Linked DNA regions of Homo sapiens: region 1 is linked to region 2. The links are chromatin loops, found by intact Hi-C in ENCODE. Cell type or tissue: right lobe of liver. All regions are shown on one strand. Links, peaks and the distances in the headings refer to the core of each region. The heading gives the core; the rest is flanking DNA. Region 1 overlaps CREM (cAMP responsive element modulator). Region 2 overlaps LINC02634 (long intergenic non-protein coding RNA 2634).

What was found. Peaks named below come from ENCODE experiments on the same cell type or tissue, not always from the same donor. Only the 100,000 strongest peaks of a DNase experiment are listed, where the experiment ranks them.
Region 1: it touches region 2 in a loop (3-fold over the local background); 3 of 110 quality-filtered maps call a loop at or near these places.

Annotation. Positions count from the first base shown.
Region 1 is chr10:35,138,732-35,149,784 of GRCh38, forward strand. CREM (cAMP responsive element modulator) reads left to right here. Exons shown (of 8, transcript NM_183011.2): 3 at 9,637-9,760. Among named protein-coding and RNA genes, the nearest start is that of CREM, 17 kb to the left of the region's middle. RefSeq lists enhancers at 10,385-10,504, 10,665-10,724. In right lobe of liver, for the core only: no CTCF peak of the experiment used is centred there; no DNase peak of the experiment used is centred there; H3K27ac peaks cover 504 bases.
Region 2 is chr10:35,214,141-35,225,193 of GRCh38, forward strand. It overlaps LINC02634 (long intergenic non-protein coding RNA 2634), which reads right to left. Exons shown (of 3, transcript XR_930819.3): 3 at 5,749-5,960. Among named protein-coding and RNA genes, the nearest start is that of LINC02634, 25 kb to the right of the region's middle. RefSeq lists an enhancer at 347-848 and a silencer at 4,555-4,604. In right lobe of liver, for the core only: CTCF peaks have their summits at 4,516 (motif pointing left) and 4,715; DNase peaks (open chromatin) are centred at 2,541, 3,469, 4,511 and 6,511; H3K27ac peaks cover 3,542 bases.

The sequences.
Region 1 (11,053 bases), core at 1,509-9,508, 75 kb before region 2:
ATTTTTTTTAGGCCGGGTGCAGTGGCTTAATCTGTAATCCCAGCACTTTGAGAGGCCAAGGTAGGAGAATTGCTTGAGGCCAGGTGTTAAAGACCAGCCTGGGGAAAAAAAAAGAGAAAAGGGAAGAAGACCAGCCTGGGTAACATAGCAAGATCCTGTCTCTTAGAAAAAAAATTGTTTTAATGGAGGGTCCTATTTTTTAAAAAAACAATAGATATATTAATATTTTATTAATTTGGATCCCAGTATATTCAAAACAGGTTGGGATAATATTTGCTTTTCTATCAAAGTTTGCTAAATAATATAAAGGAGATTTCAGAGAAATATTTAACTTCAAAAGAAAATAATCCTGCTATTATTAGTTGTTTGTAAATTTAAATATCTCCATTTTAGCAATTTTTTTTTTTTTTGAGACACAGTGTCACTGTGTCCAGGCTGGATTGTAGTGGCACAATCTTGGCTCACTGCAACCTCTGTCTCCAAGGTTCAAGTGATTCTTGTGCCTCAGCCTCCGAGTAGCTGGGATTATAGGTGCGTGCCGCCACACCCAGCTAATTTTTGTATTATTAGTAGAGATGGAGTTTCACCATATTGACCAAGCTGGCCTCAAACTCCTGACCTCAGGTGATCCACCTGCCTAGCCCTCCCAAAGTGCTGGGATTACAGGCATGAGCCACCATGCCCAGCCACCATTTTAGCAAATTTTTACCTGTTTTTTAGAATTGTGGAACCAAATATTTGCCAGTATTTTGCTTGTTGTTAATTTATAGTGCTTAGTGGACTTGTTTGTTTTCGTTTTTATTGTTTTATCCTTACATGTTTTTATTTTTAATTATTTTGTAATTCATAATTGCCCATTGGTTCTTTTCTCTCTAAAAAGGATTATTGTTTAAGATTAAAATACTACATAGTTAATTAAAGACTATTAGTTTTAGTACAACTATGTTTATTTAATATTATCACAACTATGTTTAATACAGAAGGTGAGATTTGGGAAAATATGTTCTATGAGACATCTCTTCAATTTTAATGTATTTAGCTATAAATTATATAGTGAATAATGTAAGATTATAATGGACTCTATAAATTCTATCTGGAGCAGCTGTGGCTGATTTATAGATGTTAATGTTGTATGTACATCATTTACAGCTGAGTTTGGGGTCCTGCATTTCTGCTGAGATAGTGCCTGAAAAATGCCTGGTACAGTGCTTGACCCATGTTGAGCACTGAAATGTTAGTTGAATCTTCTGCACTGAGTCCTGTATAGGAGTTGGGTTTTAGTGGGTTTAGGAGGTTGTACTGGAGGGCATAAATCTGCAGATTTGGATATAAATCTGCAGAATAAACTGGCTTGAAATAGCATATCTATTTTAAATTGCTAGTGTTGACCTTTTTTGTAGATGATTTTTACCTTCAAAAAAATAATTTTAGTATCAAACTTGTACTAAACGGCATGAACTGAACACCGTGCTAGGTACTCTGGCAGAATACAAATGGAATAAAATTACAGTCCATACATTTGGTATGAAAGAGAAAGCATATCTGAGTGAGATTGCGACAACAATTGCAGCATACTCCAAAACACATCATCATCGTAAAATGTTGTCCAAACTGTAATTCGCAGGGCACTGGCTGTGGAAGGAACCCTGGAGTCACAGTCACAACACCTCTTTTTCATCCCTCATCATGCTACCTATTATGTTCCCTGTAAAAGTCCCTTAATCTCTCTGAACGTTATTTTTATTATTATAATAACACCTGACAGTTGCACAGTCTTCCAGGATAATTGATTAATTGGTTTATTTAGCATATACTGTACTAGGCACTGGGAATGCATGGAAATCTATAAGATGGGATCCCTGTCCCTGAGTTGCTCACGCTGGTGTGTGAATACATGTATTATATGCTACACAAGTGTTATAACAGACTTGTAAATGCTTTGGGAACTCAAAAGAGAATAACTAATTCTGCCCATGGCTATTAGAATAGGCCTTTGAAAGTTGGTGTCCTCGAACCAGGCCTTGACAGACTAGTGAGAATTTGCCAGTTGGACAAAGAAGGGTAAAGGGCATTTCAGGAAGAGGGGAGATTAGATGTAAAAGATTAAAACTGGGAGAGTAAGATATGTACTTGAAAAAATGTCTGATTAGGAGGCTGGCATGCAGCGTGTTGGAAAGAGTAGAGGGACTGGAGATAAGGCTGTAGGACTAAAATGGGTCACATTGTGAAAGAGATTGAATGGCAGTGTGGTTTAGTAATGGAGTGTATGGACTTTGGAAAAAGACCTTGGTTGAAAACCTGGCTATGCCACTTAATACGTTCATGGTAAGATCAAATTCTTAACCTCCCTGAGTCTCCTTTTCCTTATTTCTAAAAGAAGAACTAATTATTTTTTATTTTTTGAGACAGTCTCACTCTGTTGCCCAGGCTGGAAGAACTGATGATAGTGATCTTATAGAGTTGTTAATCAAAACTACCAGGCACTTACCACATGGTAAACTCTCAATAAATGATGGTTATAGTTATGAGAATTAGAAGTTTGGATTTTATCCTGTAGTCAATAGGAAGCTACTGAAGAGTTTTAAGCAAAGAAGTATTTTAAGCAGAAATACATGTTTTAGAAACATAACTATTGGCATGGATTGGAGCCAGGAGTTAGAGTGGTGGCTGTGGAAAGGTAGAGAAGGAGACTTAATTGTTCTTTAGAAGGTAGAATCATCATACCTGGTGATGATGCTGTGTGGAATGACAGAGAGGGAGTTTCAGGGGTTTCTGGCTTGAACAACTCGTTGGATGATGGGGTCCCATTTCCTGAGATAGGGAACTCGGGTAGAAAGTTTGTGGAGGAAGAAGAGGAGTTTAGTTCTGGACCCACTGATTTTGAGGTTCCTGCAGGACATGTGTTTGGAGATGTTAAACAGGGATTTGCATATTGGATTTTGGAATTGAGAAGAGACGTCTGGCCTAGAGTCATGGGTTTAAATCTGGCACTTGAATCCAGAGAAACAGACCATATGAAGTAGGGAGAGATTTGAGAGTGAGGCAAGAAAGCTAAGCAGAGTCCCGAAGACATGCCATGTTGAAGATTAACATTGAGGAAGAGAAGGAATTGTCAGGGGAGCTTGTGGAGGAATTGTCAGCGAATCAGATGAGAAGAGGAAAATGTAGTATCAGAACGCTGAGACAGTGTTCAAGAAGGAAGATGTTGTCAACGGTTTGAATGCTGCTGAGGGATCAAACAAAAGGTAGGACTTAAAATGTACGTTGGATTTAGTGACAGAGATTAGTTACCATTTCTAGAGACGTTTTAGAGGTAGAAACCTCTCTAAACTTGGGGGTATCTAGGAGTATGTGGGATGTGAAGTAACGGAGATAGTAGTGTTGGCAATTCTTTCAAATATTTCAGCAGTGAGAAGGGGAAGAGAGGTTCAAGGGAATAGCTCGAGAGATTTCTGATCCAGTGGATTTGTGGCTATGTGTATAAGTTGTGAGATGGGAGAGACGTGAATGTGTTTAAGTCTTTACAGGAAAAAACTGTTAGAGGGGGAGAGAATAATTGATAGTATAATCCCCTGGGGCATGGGCTCCAAACAACAGATACAGGTATTTTAAGAGTAGGGAGGAGGCAGGAGGCAAGGGAACATGGTGAGTGTAGATGTCAATAGCTTTGTTGATTTGGTTGTGGGAAGTTGATGGAGTTCTCATTAGAGACAGGAGGCAAGGGCTTTCATTGAATGCAGTCAGTATAGAAACGCAGGGATTGAGAAGAGGGAGAACATTTGAAACAGTTGTTGAGAATGGGAGAGTAGTAAGCCAAGGAGGCAAACTCCATCAGTTTGCCGCCCATTTGAGGTTGAAAACCAAGAATTTAATAGCTATATTTATATTTTTAGAGATGGGGTCTTGCTCTGTCACCCAGGCTGGAGTGCAGTGGCACGATTATGGCGCACTGCAGTCTTGACCTCCTGAGCTCAAGTGATCCTTCCATCTCACCCTCCTGAGTAGCTGGGACTACAGGTGCCCATCACTACGCCCAGCTAACTTTTTTGTTTTCTATGTGGAGACGGGGTCTCACTATGTTGCCCAGTCTGGTCTCAAACTCCTAGGCTCATGTGATCCTTCTGCCTTGGCCCCCCAGAGTGTTGGGATTACAGGCGTGAGCCCCTGTGCTTGGCCTCAATAGCTTATTCTGTCTTATAATTTCATTCAGTATTGTTCATCTGCCTTGGTGCAGGCATAGAGGAGATGAAGAGTTGGTTTTATCCAAGATTGGTACTTACTAAGAATATACAGCAATGGCACAATCTTGGCTTACTGCAACCTCCAACTCCCAGGTTCAAGCAATTCTCCTGCCTCCACCTCCCAAGTAGCTGGGATTACAGGCGCCTGCCACCACACCTGGCTAATTTTTGTATTTTTAGTAGAGACGGGGTTTCACCATGTTGGCCAGGCTGGTCTTTAACTCTTGACCTCGTGATCTGCCTGCCTTGGCCTCCCAAAGTGCTGGGATTACAGACGTGAGCCACCGTGCCGGGCTGGGAAACAGTAATTAAAATGAGAAGCCATGTTAGCTGAATAGGGTGGGAAGTGAAGAAAGGGGGAGGCAGATGGGCAGAGAGAAAGTGGTGTGGAGATCTCAGTGTGTTGGAATAACAAGTGTGATGGGAGTGGTCAAGGGAGAGGGTAAGATGGGAGGATAGGATGTTGTAGGCAGAGTGGAATGTTGGAATTAATTTTTTCAGAGCTGGACCAATTTGCACATTGGCAATGTCCAGGGTGTGGCCAGACACTCCAGTAGATAGCTGAAGTGGCATAAAGTAAGTCATTGATCTGAGGCATCTGGGTAAGGGATAGGTCTTCTTTTGAGTGTTGAACATAGACAGAATGGTGAAGAGGAAAGCTTTTACATCAGGGGCCAGAGTCTTCAGTTTACATCCTGGAGGTGAGTAGATGATTATCTTATGGATGGGTTCAGGATGGTACACCTGATGACCTTGAGCCTCAGTTGAACAAGGGTTTTTACGAGGGAGTAAAGGAGGTACAGGTGGGAAGCAACAGTGGGGAACAAAGCAGATGGCCAGTCAACATGCTGACCTTGATTGGGTGTGGGAAGATGAGCAGTACTCTCTTGAGAGGACAGCAGAGAGGCTTTGGGAGTTCCAGATAGCATATTGCTGGAATTTGGAAGGAGAACAGGAGTGAGGGATTGTATTATGGAGGGAAAGGAAGCACTAGTTATGAGAGTGAAGATGAAATATGGAAGGAGCTTATATCTTAGTGATTTGAGTGTGATTCTGGCATGGGTGCAGGGGCATTGAAGTTTAGTTGTGGCTTAGGAAAAGGCCCATTGTCTGTGATTTATTGTCTTCAGAGTGGATAGCAGCAACTGTGTGGAACAGCAGCTCAACTGCTTTGTCCAGTGTGGTGATGGGAGGTTACAGTGGACAGTGCCCAGTGCTAAATTATGGTAAGGAGGAGGAGTTGGGATGGCTGCTGACCTTCCATCTCTGCCTTTCTCCCTAAGGCTCAACGCCTCATGGTATCCTGACTGATGTTTAGCTTTGTGGGGTTGCTTTTTGTGGTTGATCTCATTCTGACTGATTATATATAGACACACGATTCTAGCTTTGGAGCCTGAATGGATGATGATACTCTTGACTAAAAGAAGAAATAAAAGAGAGGGGTCAGGTGTCCATGAAAACCCCAGGTTGAGATGCTCAGTAGGAGGGAGGTGTGTGTAAATACAGATTTGGGAGCCATCTGCATATAGGATTGAAGAAACCATAGTATTCATAGTATTGGAAAATTCTGTAGTATTGACAAAGGGAAAAGGGCAAAGGACTGAACTCTCTGGGAAATGCCCCCAGAGAAAAATGGACCAGTTAAGATGATTGCATGAGATGGTACGTTATCAAGACATTTTCATGTATAAAACATTTTGAAATCTGTCTTTTATCATATCTCAAAAATTGAGGCCTGAATAGTTTATCTTTTTAATCATTAAAACTTTTTTTTTTTTTGATGGGAGACTTCTTGGATTCTACAGTGTGTACCCCTCTGTCCTTAAAGTATACTGAACATAATTAGCCTTTTTTTCATGACTCAGGATAGTTATTATAAATATCAGTTATTGAGTTGTAACTTCCAGGCTGGGCATGGTGGCCATGCCTGTAATCCTAGCACTTTGGGAGACTGAAGCGGGCTGATCACTTGAGGCCAGGAGTTGGAGACCAGCCTGGCCAACATGGTTAAACCCCGTGTCTACTAAAAATAAAAAAAATTAGCCGGGTGTGGTGGCGCGTGCCTGTAATCCCAGATACTTGAGAGGCTGAGGCGGGAGAATCGCTTGAACCCAGGAGGCGGAGGTTGCAGTGAGTCCAGATCGCGCCACTGCACTCCAGCCTGGGTGACAGAGCAAGACACTGTCTCAAAAAAAAAAAAAAAAAAAAGGTATTATTCCTAATTTAATTCCATGCAGCCTTTCCAGCCCTATTTGTACCAGTCCTACTCTGTCTCTTCCCCACTAAATCTAATTATCCCCCTTTCCCTCACCCAGATTTTCTACTCCAATCACCTATTCTGTTTCCCAGATATCCTCTGTACTTTCCTCCCTCTCATAGTCGACCTGTCCTTTCTACCTGGTGAAATCCTACTCACCCTTCAATATACGACTCATATGACCACATTCTCTGGCAGACTTGGTCATTCTCTTATGTTTTCCAGAGCATTTCATGGATCACATATATCACATGATTCAAGAAATTACGGCCAGTTGCAATGGCTCACGCCTAGTAATCCCAGCACTTTGGGAGGCCAAGGCAGGCAGATCACCTGAGGTCAGGAGTTGAAGACCAGCGTGGCCAACATGGCGAAACCCCGTCTCTTCTAAAAATACAAAATAGCTGGGCATGGGGGCATGCGTCAGTAATCCCAGCTACGTGGGAGGCTAAGGCCAGAGAACTGCTGGAACCTGGGAGGCAGAGGTTGCAGTGAGCCGAGATGCCTCTGCACTCCAGCCTGGGTTGACAGAGTGAGACTCTGCCTCAAAAAAAAAAAAAAAAAAAAAAAGAAATTACTTTACTTGTGATTTACTTTAATTACTGACCTGCCAATAAACTGTGTTTCTCAAATTTTAGTACATATTGGAATTGTTTGCATATAAGAAGTTAAATTCTCAAGAAAGTTTGATTCACTAGGTTTGGGGTTGAGCCTAAGCTTCTGCATTTTTTACAACAAATACTTCTCGTTAATTCTGATGCGAGTTGTCCAAGGACCATAATTTGAGAAACCAACAACCATGTAGTTAATGGATTCCATCAGGGCAAGGGCCATGACTTATCTGCTTTTGTATTTTCAGGGCCTGCCATGTAGACTATGCTAAATGAATGTTTCTAGAATGAAATATAGTTTACTGGGGAAGGCCTTTCGGCATATAATTTTTGAGTTGAGACCCAAGTTGTTGCAGAATCTTAAGAAAGGTTTTGCCTTTCAAAGGTGTAAAAAATAGCACAAGACAACATTTCCCAGGTGGTTTCCAAAATACTCCTGCTAGGGCATGCTTTGTGGGAAAAGGGTTTGTTTGGTAGTCAGATACTTTTAGAAAATGCTGTCTGTTGGACCTGTGCCCTTCACCCTTCTCAAGACACACTAGCAGATTGAAGCTTTTGAGATGTTCTGTGGGAAAGAAACCCTTTTAATCTTTAAAACGTTTTGACAAAGCATTTTCCCTACCCTTTTTCCCCAGATAATGCCTTTTTAGAACCTGCAGAACTAATGTCCTGAGGTATTTTCTTTGGAAACTGCTCACATAACCAAAAGTATAACAGTAGGAATTAACACTTCATGTGTGATGATGACCTATAATTACCTAGAATTGGAGAGGCCACTCTGGGAAGTTATAAGAAAAGAGATAAAGGATTAGGCAATATTAAGGGAAAGACATTTTTCTATGGTAGGCTCGACGTTTGTATTTTGGTATAATTGCTCTAAATTGTCCTGGTCAGTTATAAGTATTAAAATAACTGTAGTATAGATGATAGCAGACAGGTTTGAGCATGGAAGGATTGGATTTGGGTAACGGCTACTGGAATGCAAAAGGCAGTAGGAAGTCAAAGACAGTAGATGAAGGATCTGTAGAATCTGGTAACTAATTAAATCTGGAAAAACAACTTGGATGTTTTAATTCAAAGATCTAAGTGGTCTATATACTTTTTGGATGTATAGTTAGACTAAGGTGAAAAAGAAACATTGTATTATTGACAGCTGAAAAGATGTGTAACAGCAGGGAGTAGTTTCTATAAGTTTTTTGGGTTTTTTTTTTTTTTTTTTTTTTTTTTTAAGACGGAGTCTCGCTCTGTCGCCCAGGCTGGAGTCCACTGGCGCAATCTCGGCTCACTGCAAGCTCTGCCTCCTGGGTTCACGCCATTCTCCTGCCTCAGCCTCCCGAGTAGCTGGGACTACAGGCGCCTACCACGGTGGCGCCCGGCTAATTTTTCGTATTTTTAGTAGAGACGGGGTTTCACCGTGTTAGCCAGGATGGTCTCGATCTCCTGACCTGGTGATCCGCCCGCCTCAGCCTCCCAAAGTGCTGGGATTACAGACGTGAGCCACCGTGCCCGGCCTCTATAGGTTTTTAAATTTTAGTTTTGTTTATTTTGTTTATATTTTAACAGGATAAAATTTATTATAATATAGTTTGCCTTCTAAAAAGAGTCCATATAGAAATCACTAACTTAAACTGAATTCATACACAAACTTCAAATCACATCAGAAGTTTTTCCTGGAAAAATTAGGTCCTCTTTTTTCAATAATTGGGGCTTGTTTATCAGAAACGACTTAGTGATAACAAAGCAAGACACATTTTTGTATTATTATACATTTAATTTAGACGATGGGGAAATTCCTTCACACTACCTCATAACATAAAGCAGGTTTATTAGGCCTTAAGAATCATAGAATATTTATACTTTTCATGTAAAATAGAAAACCTAATTTTCCAGCCATTCATGCTAAACAGCAGGGTTAAAGTAATGATCAGGAAGACTTTATACGTTTTAAAATAAGGTAGTTTTCATGAGACATTTTGCAGTGCTCCCTTGGTAATGTTCATATTCAGTGAGCAGAAAAGAAAAGATGAGAGAGTTAGGACTCTACTATTGAACCTGTTTCTTGAAGAAAACAAAAACCAGATAGTACAATTGGATGTCAGAAATGATTATTAGAAAGCTAGGTAAAAACAGTACAGGTTGAGTATCCCTTATCTGAAATGCTTGGGACCAGAATTGTTTCAGAATTTGGAATTTTTTGGATTTTAGAATATTCGCATATACATATGAGTTACCTTGGGGATGAGAGCCAGGTCTAGACACGAGATTCATTTATGTTTCATATACACCTTATAGTCTAAAGGTAATTTTATACAATATTTTTAATGATTTTGTACAGGATACAAAGTTTTGAGCCATAGCATGAGGTCACATGTGGAATTTTCCTTTTGTGGCATCATGTAAATGCTCAGAAAGTTTCAGATTTTGGAGCATTTCAGATTTTGGATTTTTGGATTAGGGATGTTCAACCTGTATTTCCAAATACTTAAGATAGGGCCTTAATTTGTCTTCCTTTTTATTGTCTTTTCAGACAAATGACCATGGAAACAGTTGAATCCCAGCATGATGGAAGTATAACAGCTTCTTTGACAGAGAGCAAGTCTGCTCATGTGCAGACTCAGACTGGCCAAAATTCAATCCCTGCTTTAGCTCAGGTAGGCAATAGGCAGGCACCGTTGAAAGTCAAAATATATGGAAATGAGAATTAGGTGCAGATTCTGTTTTCTTGCCATTGATCTTAAATTTTCCATGTTCCCTGGTTATCAGCCATTCTTGCTTATTTGATTGTGAAGAAAAGATACGTGTTGTAATTAGCCTTGCATTTTAACAGACATTCAGCAGTGCCCCATCTCCATTGCCACCACCACTATGGAAGGAAAAACAAAAACCCTTCCTGAATATGTAATCCTCAAAGTATGATTTGAGAGGGTTGCTAATTCGAAATTGATACAGTTCTGATGTCCTTAGCTGTTAAGATGACAGAAATCTTACCATTTTCCCCGTATATATTTGTCTTAATCATTACTTTCTTTTCAGTTAGGTCTCGAACTTTGAATTGGTTTCATTCAGAGGTCACCAGTATCAGTTAGTACCTGTTTCTAGATCCTAAAATTTATTTCTGAGATATCTATTAAAAATATAGTAAAAATAAACACATTTGTTAGTTCATCAAATATTTATTGAATGTCTGCTGTGTCTAATTATTCCGGATGCATGTGGATATGTAGTTTCAGGACTTAAATATCCCATGGTTTGGTAGGGTAGACAGATATTTTAGCAATAATTCCAGTAGGGTAAGAAGTGCTGTAAGATACTATGTAGAAAATGAATAAGGCCTACAGAAGAGGGAGCAGCCAGCTGACTAGGAGTGCTTTATATATCTCCTTTGAGCTAGGCACAAAGGATGAGTAGGAGTCTGCCAGGTTGATAAGGTGAGGAAGCATATTCTAGGCAGAGCGAAGAGTGTGCACAGAGGCACAGAGCCAGAGCATGGGATGTTCAGGGAACTATGGGTATTGAGTTTAACTGGAGCCAGGTGTCTGGGCTGGGCAGTCCAGCTGGTAAAGGTAAGTAGAGGATCGTATACATTTCAGGGTTTAGAGTACACTGTACTCTAAATAGTATTGAAATATTTTCAGGTGCCCACCGTATTTTCAGTTTTGACACTAGTAGCCATGTGGAGGTGGAATTGAAAGTCAGTGAGTCGGAACTGAAGACACCATCAGGGTGCCTGGTGGAGTCAAAGTAGCGTGAGATACAGAGCAGTGGTGAGACCTTTGTGGTACATTAAAGGGAGAATAAAAAGGACCTGGTGGTTGACTGGAAGGCCCAGGGGAAACACCAGGCACTTCTTGGGTTATATTAGGCCAGACTGGTGTGAGAGCTCTCCTTTCCTGTGCACCCAGCCTGCTTTTCTTTCCTCTTTAAAGCTGCCAACACCCACTCGT
Region 2 (11,053 bases), core at 967-8,966:
GCCCCCCTTCCCAAACCCAGTGGTTTAAACAATAAGGAAATACACTACCTTGCAAAACAAGAAGTCTAGTGGTAAGAAATCCCAGGCTTGCTAATTTAGTGACAACGATGGCATCACGACCAGATCCTTCCTCCTCATTCTTTTCCCTCTACCTGCTGGTTCCCCGACCTTAATATTGCTGCCACAGTCCCAGGCATCAGAAATGGAAAAGACAGCACCCTTTTTGGGGGGATACTGCTTTTTTCTTTGTTTTTTGTTGTTTTTTTGAGACGGAGTCTCACTCTGTTGCCCAGGCTGGGGTGCAGTGGTGTGATCTCGGCTCACTGCAAGCTCCACCTCCCAGCCCAAAGACTGGGCTGAAAGGCACTGGGTTGCTCATGAGGATTCAGCCCCTAGGGTTGAGGATCTTCCAGGCTTTGGGGAAGCATATGGCCATCAATGTCGAATAAAACTGGGCTTCTGGAAGAGTGGCTTGTAGACACTGGGGACGTCTGGCACTGGGACTGAGCACTTACCCTGTACAAGAAGTGAGGAACAGCTTGTGACAGGCTGGGGCTTGAGCCATGCTCCCAGACCTGCATGGGAACTCTTATTCTTGCTCATGAAATGTATCCCTGAAGCCAAGCTTCTGCTACCAAAATAGCACGATTTGACAGCAGTGCTTTCAGCCTTACAGCAGATACTGCCTACGACCTCTCCCTCAACAGAACCTGCAGTAGGGGAAGCTTTGCAGGGGGGAACGTTGCACATCTCGCACACCCTTGCGCGTGGGATCCACAGCGCTCCCACACCCGTGCGCGTGGGATCCGGAGCTCCCCGCACACCCGTGCGCGTGGGATCCACAGCTCTCCCCACACCCGGGCGTGTGGGATCCACAGCGCTCCTCACACCCGTGCGTGTGGGATCTGGAGCTCCCCGCGCACCTGTGCGTGTGGGATCGAGTTCTCACTGCGTGTGTCTTTCTTTGAACCCTAAAAGTTTCATCTGGACTGCTGGGTATAGAAATTCCTGCTCCAAGGTTAGGGGACTGCATACCTTCTCTGTCCTGTGTAACTAGGTACTTCATAACACTAAGTCATGTGAGATGGGAACATTAAGAAAATGAACTCCTGCTAGTATTTAAACGTGTGACCATGAGGCATGCCTGAAACTGAGAACATGGACATCAGCAACATACTGTGCATGAACGGCAGCTGTTTGAGTGCCAGATGCCTCATTCCTTGTTCAACCACACTTCTCAGTTTTCTTCATATGAAGAAACTTACGTCCAAAACATGCTATTTCCCATGTGCCTAACAGTACACCTTTAAAAAATATCATGACTTGTGAAACCAACTTGATTGTTCTAGTCTACACCAAAAATAATTAGGCCGCTTTGACGTGTGAGGCAGGCAGAGCTGTTGCCAGTTGGCTGGCTGTAATGCAATGACTGTCGTATGGTAGTATACCATGGTTCTCAGAAGTTTAGATGTGCCAGGCTGGAGTGCAGTGGCACGATCTTGGCTCACTGCAGCCTCTGCCCTCTGGGTTCAAGTGATTGTCCTGCCTCAGCCTCCCGAGTAGCTGGGATTACAGGTGTGTGCCACTACGCCCATCTAATTTTTGTATTTTTAGTAGAAACAGGGTTTTGCCATGTTGCCCAGGCTGGTCTTGAACTCCTGACCTCAGGTGATCCACCCACCTCGGCCTCCCAAAGTGCTGGGATTACAGGCGTGAGCAACCACGCTGGCCATGATTCATCTTTTCTAAGGTCATCTTAAAGACACAGACTTGATTCTGAACTACTCAAGCATGGTATATTTTAATCTTTATGCTTTGTGGGAAGGTTTTTTCTATATAAATCCATTTTCTTGGCTGGGCATGGTGGCTCACACCTGTAATCCCAGCACCTTAGGAGGCTGGGGCAGGAGGATTGCCTGAAGCTAAGAATTAAAGACCAGCCTGGACAACATGGTGGGACTCTGTCTCCACAAAAAAAAAAAAAAAAAAATTAAGCAAATTAGCCAAGCATGGTGGTGCACACCTGTAGTCCCAGCTACGATACATACATGATTCATTGATCATGTTGTCTGTATCCTTAAGTTGTCCCATCTTCAGGGCCATGTGATGCGGAGTTTCCAGAAAGCAACATGGGAGTCAGCATGTTCATTCACTCCTTCAAGTCAATAAGTGAGGCTGCATTTGTAAGAAGTCCAGGAGGAGACAGGGCAGCTTTGGGACCTAGGGCTGTGGCAACCCTGACGTTACCATCCTGGGCTTGCTTTCTTCCAGGTGTGTATGTAGCTCCACAGATGCTACAGCCACGTAGTCATGGCAGTCAAGAATAACAGCTACCGTGTACAGAGTGCTCACCCTGCGCCAAGGGGCTTCCACATTTAATTCTCCTAGCAGCCCAACAAGTGTTGATGCTGTTACCATTATCCTCATTTTGCAGATGAGGAAGCAAGCTTGGAGAGAAGTTCAGTAGCTTGCCAAAGGTCACATGGCTCAGGACCAAGTGCAGAACCAGGACAGCAAGCCTCTGTCCTGGCGGTTCTCACCCAGTCTGGACCCAAAGGCAGGAAAGTGTTAAGAAACACTTGCTGGCAATGACTCAAGCAGGTGGTGGCTGCAGAGAGAGAGAGCTCTGTGGCTCTGAGTGGCTATGTGTGGGAACACCCAGACCTTCCTGTTCAAATGCACAAAAGCACATTTTCGCTCCTCTCTGGTTTTTCAAATCCCTGATGCTGATCAGGAAAAAATGACTCTACAGTTTAAGGACTAAGGACTAGCTAGCTATTGGAACATCAAAGTCACAGTTATGCTCATTGAAATAGAATCTTACAGCTAAAAGAGGTCTCACCGGTGTAATTTTTTAATTTTTATTTATTTATTTTTTGAGACAAAGTCTCATGCTCGGTCACCCAGGCTGAAGTGCAGTGGTACGATCTTGGCTTACTGCAACCTCCGCCTCCCAGGCTCAAGCGATTCTCCCACCTCAGCCTCCCAAGGAGCTGGAACTACAGGCACGCGCCACTACGCTTGGCTAATTTTTGTGTTTTTTTGTAGAGACGGGGTTTTGCCATGTTGTCCAGGCTGATCTTGAATTCCTAGGCTCAAGTAATCCACCTGCCTTGGCCTCCCAAAGTGCTGGGGTTACAGGCATGAGCCACTGAGACTGACCAACAGGTGTAATTTACTCCTTTCATTTTATAGACAAGAAAACCAAATTTCAGATTGATTTACTTAAATATTGCCAGCTATTGACAATAGACTAGAAATACTCAGATCTCTGAACTAGTGTGATAATCTTTATATTACTGTGATGCCTCTATTTTTCTATAAACTGGATTTTCAACCAGCTTTTGTGCAGCATAGCTTTCTGAGGAAGGATTTGTCCCTGTGGTTTGAATGGACGGAAGCTGGAAGGAAAACCCCGTCACTTACTATGCAAAAGTCCAGCTGGTCTCTGTGACAGCTGGAGGACACAGGAACTCTGCCAGATCTATCTCAGCCACCTCACTTTATGAAGGATGCTTGACCTGTGGTTCAGTCATTTTCTAGGACAAAAGGCTGTTAACAAGATGTACAAGAGCTCTTGCTTTCAACGTTTGTGGAGCTCTCAGAAGCGCTGACTTACAGCAGACCAGCGTGAGGCTTAACTTAGGAATGAACCCTACCTTTTAAAACACAGTTTACTATTGATACCCTTTTTTTTTTTTTTTTTTTTTTTTTTTTTTTTTTTTTGAGACAGAGTCTTGCTCTGTCGCCCAGGCTGGAGTGCAGTAGTGCAATCTCGGCTCACTGCAACCTCCGCCTCTCGAGTTCAAGTGATCCTCCTGCCTCAGCCTCATGAGTAGCTGGGACTACAGGCACATGCCACCACACTGAGCTAATTTTCGTATTTTTAGTAGAGACAGGGTTTCGCCATATTGCCCAGGCTGGTCTCGAACTCCTGACCTCAGGGGATCCACCCGCCTTGGCCTCCCAAAGTGCTGGGATTACAGACATAAGCCACTAAGCCCAGCCACTACTGATAGACTTTTGAGGAGGTGAGAAGCCCAAATAAGGAGGCTTTGGATGAAAGTGGGCTGCCCGGGAGAGGATAGCATGAGTGTGCCTGTTTGTGTCTTCTGTTTTGTGTTCCATACCTCTGGAATTTTCATTCAGTAGGTCTGGGAATTTGTATTTTTAACCAGTTCCTTGCATGTTTGTTTGTTTGTTTTTGAGACAGGGTCTTGCTCTGTTGCCCCTGCTGGAGTGCAGTGGCACAATCACAGATCACCTCAGCCTCCACCTCCTGAGCTGAAGCGATCCTCCTGCCTCAGCCCCCGGAATAGCTGGGACCACAGGCATGTGCCACCACCACGCCAGGCTCAAGTTCCTGGCATGTTTCTGAAGCACTCTAGTGTTGGAGAACACTGAACTCTATGATCTGGGGTTGGGCCTAGCCTAATTTTCCTTTAAGTCATGGATGCTCTTACCCAGCATTTATCCAGCACACAGACTGTTTAATGTCACAGCCACAGCGCCACCTAGTGTATGTGTGACTTCCAAACGGCGTATTTTCTTAGAAACATTAGTCTGTGAACATTTCAAAACTCAACGGGTGGTATTTCTTTTCTGCCATGGACTCTCCAAGTGTATGCCAAGCCCTATGGGGGCAAGGGATTAAGGGCAGTTTTCTCTGATCTAGTTTGGTGAATTATATTCACAGTAACTCTGGGGAGTCTTGGGTTAACTGTGGGGGAGGGGCAATAATTTGACAAGGTTTGGGAATCCTTAAACTATAGAGTTTTCTCTAAGAGTACACAGTTAATTGCAAATAGATTGAATTATTTGACATAAGAACTTTAGACATTACTTCCAGGCCACATAGTTTTAGCAAGTAAGTGACTTTAAAATGAATCCATCTTTTCTCAGCAAAATTACCGGTTTTGCTTTAACTGCATATGAGGGGTTATTTTAGGTGGTTAGAACATAGTGGAAAATGAGGCCAGGCGCGGTGGCTCACACCTATAATCCCAGCACTTTGGGAGGCCGAGCCAGGTGGATCACTTGAGGTTAGGAGTTCGAGACCAGCCTGGCCAACATGGCAAAACCCCATCTCTACTAAAAATACAAAAATTAGCTGGATGTGGTGGTACGCGCTTGTAGTTCCAGCTACTGGGGAAGCTGAAGCAGGATAATCGCTTGCAGTGAGCTGAGATCACGCCACTGCACTCCAGCCTGGGTGACAGAGTGAGGCTCTGTCTCAAAAAAAAAAAAAAAAACCTAGTGGAAAAGAGTTTCAAAGCGTTTTGCGTGTCACTCAGACATGGCTGTGGGTGGCATTTTAGTTCTTATCGTAACCTGTGATCACAGTGTTGGCCTCATGGGAATTGGATGAGCATAATCATATCACTAGAAGTTCTTGGAAAATAAGTATCATTAACTGTGGGAGAGCAGTGATATTTTCACACTCTAAAAAGTATACATATCCTGTTGCTTAGTAATGCCGAGATCAGCATCTGTTTTGTTATTGTAGCTTGAAATATCATGAAAATGTAATTGGAGATGAAGGTGCTGATGGCATTTAGCAATTACTTAGAGGTTAGATTAGTGACATGGTAATGATAATTAGATTATATGCCTTTGAACAATTTCTATTCAGAGACTTTTGATATATGATATTATGAATAAGATAATGTTAGAAATTCCAAATTTTAGAACATTAATCCATCTCAATATTAATTTAAAAATAAATACACATACATACATACATACTTCTTTGGTCAGCCAGAATTTTTTTTTATTAGCCTTTTCCTCACATAACCAGCCAGTGTTAAAATAGATTTGATGTCATGAAGGTTGCAGCTTTTAGGCAGTATAATTTTTTTTCCTGGCATGCATAATTCTGTATTATGTACATGGTTTCATTCATCCTTTTATCCAGATGTCTGAATTGATGTAACCCAGCTGGATTTTATTGGAGTTTAGACCTAGAAGGGTAGAAGACAAATCTACCTTATCAAGGGTATAACATGCCTAACCTATTAGTCTTTCTATTCAAGTAACCTGACTTAATATCATTAAATGCTGGGTTGCTGTTGCTCCAGGAATACAGGATTGTGGCAGTTTGGTGGGGCAGGGAGGGGAGGTTGGAGTACCAGCAGAGGGTTTCATAGAGGGAACACCCCATGTAACAATAGAGAAAGAAGACTGAGTTGCTGGAGGGGCTTAGCAGAAAATCTATGGGAACTCTTCCACAGCTGGTATGGACTTCACGCACCAAAGCACATTGAGATTAGCTGTGGTTTCTTAGGGATTTTCACTACAATCAATTACTTGAATACTTCTAGAGCATTTAGTATCCCAGACACCCCTGTTTCATGATTTTCATTTTAAAATGAGTCAGGCAGTGATTACCTATGTTCTTAAAAATCCATCCTGGATAAAAAGAACTACAGAAACAAAAGAACAAAGTCCAAAGCTACAGGCGCTGTGAAGAGCAGAATGAACAGTGGGTGTGTGCTTGGCTCGAGGAACCATGGCTGACAGCCACCAGACCTGGGTTCTGGTCCTAGCTTTTCTGTTAAAACTCCCTGTGTCGCTTTGGCAAGGTCATTTGACCTCTGTTTGATTGGGAACCTCTGTTTTCTCCACATTGACCTTGACATTTGTGACACTGTGATGAAATTCACAGTGAAATGTAAATTTCAAAGAAGAGTTCATCAGATCTTATTTGTTACCTCATCCCTGTGAACACAGCTTCTAGATTCTTAGTATCAGGTCATGAACCTATAAAATTATCTTTCAGAATGTCTTCAACATCAATATTTTTAATAATCCATTCTGAGGATTGCCCAGCATTTAAGAGAAAAAAGCCTTAGGCTGAAACTGGCCTGTGATGAAGGCAGGGACATCTACTTTGATTCTGGTAACTGGATTAAGATTTTCACACATGAAGACTTTACTTGGGCAAATTTTGTTTTACTTATGTTATTTATAAATGCACCAAAACTGTGACTGAATGAAAATTTTCCACCGCAGGAGTTTCCTCTGCCCTTCTCAACCTAACAGGGCCGCACCAAGTTAACAGAAATTATCACTGGCTTAGAAAAGGTTGTGGTTTTCAGTGTACATTAGGAGGGTTACTGTCCTGTAACCCAGTTTATTATTTTAATATTCTTGAAAGAACTGAAGTAATGAAGGGAGAGGCTATATTTTCTTTAGAAGATTTTTCCATGTTATTTGAAAGGTTTTATTCACACATATTTTTCTTAGCAGAAAAACAATTAAATTGAAAAAATTTTAAAAGTACTTTTAAAACGTACTTTTAAATGTACTTTTAAAATGTACTTTTAAATGTACTTTTAAAATGTACAAAAATATTTTAAAATGTACATTTTAAAGTACATTTTAAAATTTTTTCAATTACCCTTTAATAAAGCTGGAGGAAAATAAATAATATAAAATTATACATTTTGTAGATGTGAAATATGTCATAAAAATCAAAGTTTATAAAAAATGTTTACCAAAATATATAACCAGGCTGGGCACGGTGGCTCATGCCTGTAATCTGAGCAATTTGGGAGGCTGGGGCGGGTAGATCAATTGAGGTCAGAAGTTCGAGACTAGCCTGGCCAACATGGTGAAACCTCATCTCCACTAAAAATACAAAAAGTAAGCCAGGCATGGTGGTGCTTCCCTGTATTCCCAGCTACGTAGGAGCCTGAGGCAAAAGAATCGCTTAAACCTGGGAGGCGGAGGTTGCAGTGAGCCGAGATCACACTGTTGTACTCCAGCCTGGGTGACAGAGTGATACTCTGTCTCAAAACAAAACAAATATATAACCTGTATAAGGCTAATTTAAAATAGTTTTAATAGTTTTGATAGGAATGCATTTCCAGTTTGCTTATTAAAATTTATTATGGTGTGAGTTTTAAAATTGTATATACAATGGATAAACTGATTTTAAATATATATTTTTTATTTCAATAGCTTTTGGAGTATAAGTGGTTTTTGGTTTCATGAATGAATTGTATAGTGGTGAAGTCTGGAAATGCTAGTGCACTCATCACCCCAGGAATATAAATTGTACCCAAGGATAAAATGATTTGATAGGCTCAATCATGATCGATTTGAATAAGCTGATACTTGAAAATATTTCCTTATTCCTGACGTTTGATAACTTCAAGTCCCTGAGACCCAGAACAAAGGCCTTCTTGTCGTGAAAAGGCAGCTACATCTAGTGGTTGGTGGCATTTTCATTGGAAAATTTGGTTTATGAAAAAAATCCTTCATAGCTGTCTTTGCTGACATTCTGTGGTTGTACAGAGCATTATAACTAATGTGGTGTGTATGTGTAACTTAACTGAGGTATAACTTTTACACCATAAAATTCACCCATTTTACCTGTACAACTCAATGATTTTTAACAAATTTACCAAGTTGTATAATCATCACCACAATACAGATTTAGAACATTTCCATCACCCCAGTAAGATTGTTCACTCCCATTTATAGTTAACCAATACTTTGGTTTTATTTATTATTATTATTATTGTTTTTCTTTTAAAGACTAGGTCTCACTCTGTCGCCCAGGCTGGAGTGCAGTGGTGCAATCATAGCTCATTGCAGTCTCAGACTCCTGGGCTCAAGTGATCCTCCCACCTCAGCCTCCCGAGTAGCTGGGACTACAGGTGTCCATTGCCATACCTGGCTAATTTTTAAATTTTTAAATGAAAATAATGCCCAGGCTATTCTCGAACTCATGGCTTCAAACAGTCCTCCCACCTCGGCCTCCCAAAGTGCTAAGATTACAGGTGTGAGCCGCCGCGTCCAGCCCCTGGCCAGTATGTTGACTGTAGCCTGTGAAAGACCCTTAGTTAGAGGACCCGGTTAAGCCAGGGCCGGATTCCTGATTTACAGAAACTGTGAGATAATAAATGCTGTGTTAAGCCTCTAAGTTTGGGGATTGTTATGCAGCAATATGGAACTAATACGTCTACTCTCCAAGCTAATCTAGCAATGTATGCAACTGAATATCCAATCTGCCAACCACAGAGACCAGTACTGTGTCCCTTCACTGGCACTATCCTCGGAGGAGAAGAACCAGCCACTAGGTGGCAAGTCAGTGACAGGGACCCTCTTCCACCTTGGAAGGGACAGAGACAGAATGTTTGATCCTCTGGCATGGGATACCTCATAACATCACATCAGGCCTGGGAACCACGTTACAGCAAGGGAGGTGGGAGAGTGGCCCAGGAACACAGGATCCCGTAGTGAAGCCACAGAACAGTGGACCTGATAGAGGCATGGCTGAAGTGCCCACTCCAGGGCAGGACTTTCAGGGCATAAGGTGCCATCCTCCAGGACACAGGCTGCACTTTAAAGACCTTTACACAGTGCTCAGTGGGAAGAATGCATGGGCCTGGGGACCAGAGGCCCTGCCTGTCTCATCCCCAGGGACCAGTTGGGAAAGGAATCGGCATTTCCCATTCTCTGTAAGTTTGGGTTCTGCAGGTCTAAAGGGCCTGGTCCCAGGAAGACACTTCTGCCAGGGGAGGTGCCACCAGGGCACTCAATCTCCTTGTGCCAAGGGACCTTGCAGCAGGAAGAGGAGTCACCCTCCTGGTGGCACTGACTGGCCACCATTACCAGGAGGAGGAAAGGCTTCTGCTCCAGACTGGAAGTATATGTTTGGCACCCAGGCGATCCATGTGGGCACCTCAAGTGCAGCAATCCCAGCTGAGAACAGCAGATGTGCTGGCTGAGGGATGGATGAATGGGGAACAGATGTAGAGGAAAGAGACGATGAGTGTGGACTGCAGCCTGAGGCCAGCTGTGGTGGGAAGGGCTGTGGTTTGTTCTATTAACCTTCCTCTTCTAAATTCTCCCATAGGCTAGGTATGGTGGTATACACCTGTAGTCCCAGCTACTTGGGAGGCTGAGGCAGGAGGATCCCTTGAGGCCAGGAGTTGGAGGTTGCAGTGAGCTATGATGGCACCACTGCATTCCAGCCTGGGTGACAGAGTGGGATCCTGTCTCTAAAAAAAGAAAAAGAAAAAGAAATCCCCAGGAGGAGGCGCCCCCACACTCCCCAGAACCTCCAAGGAGCTGCTCTCTTAATGTATGTGAGCAGCTGGCGGGCAGGGGTGGTTGTGGGGAAGACTGGGACAACCCCCGCTCCTCTGCATACAGGATCTTGCCCTTAGCTGCTGGGAGTGCTGTCAGCCCACAGCCTTCAATTCAGTCCCTTTGGGTGCTGCCTCACCTGATGCTCAAGGGTCTGTATCCAGCAATGGACCCAGGTGGCCCCACCAGACCACACCTAGGGTCGGTCTAGCTCCTGAGCTCCCTGTGGGGTCAGATGAGGTGGTCATTTGGCCAGCACAGGAGCTGTTTCTCCCTTCACCCACTCGTGGACTCTTGCCCTCCCAAGAGCATCCCTATGAAACCTTGTGTGCATGCCAAGTCCATCTCAGAGCCCGCTCTCTGGCAGCAACTTTATGCCGATCAGTGACAAAACTTAGACAAGTTGGGCCATTTTTCTAGAAAATCATAAATTTCCAAGCCAACTCAAGGGAAAAGAGAAACCGTGAACAGTATAACCATTCACAAAAATTAATTATACAAAATAACACCAGGGTCATTCAGCTTTACAAGCAAGTGTTATCAGATTTCAAGGTATGGATTCCTATCTTAGAAAAAAAAAAAACAGTTACAGAAAATAGTAAAAGAAACCTAACTAATTTTATGAGATTTGTATAACATTTGTAGTAAAATTAGGAAAGTCCATTATAAAAGAAAATGTATATGCTAATCTAATTGATAAACTAATATACAAAAGATCTAAATAAAATGTTACTAAATTAAATCCAGCTATATATTAAAAATATTACAGTATGATCAACTAGGGGTATCCTAGGAATACACATCAACAGATTAACATACAAAAAGAGAAAGAAAACATATTTCACTTGATGCAGAAAATCATTAGCTATGGTTCAACACCCTTTCTTGTTGTCAAAACGTTTACAAGATAAACTTCTTGGCAAACCAAGAATAGATGGTGATGTGGTTTGGCTGT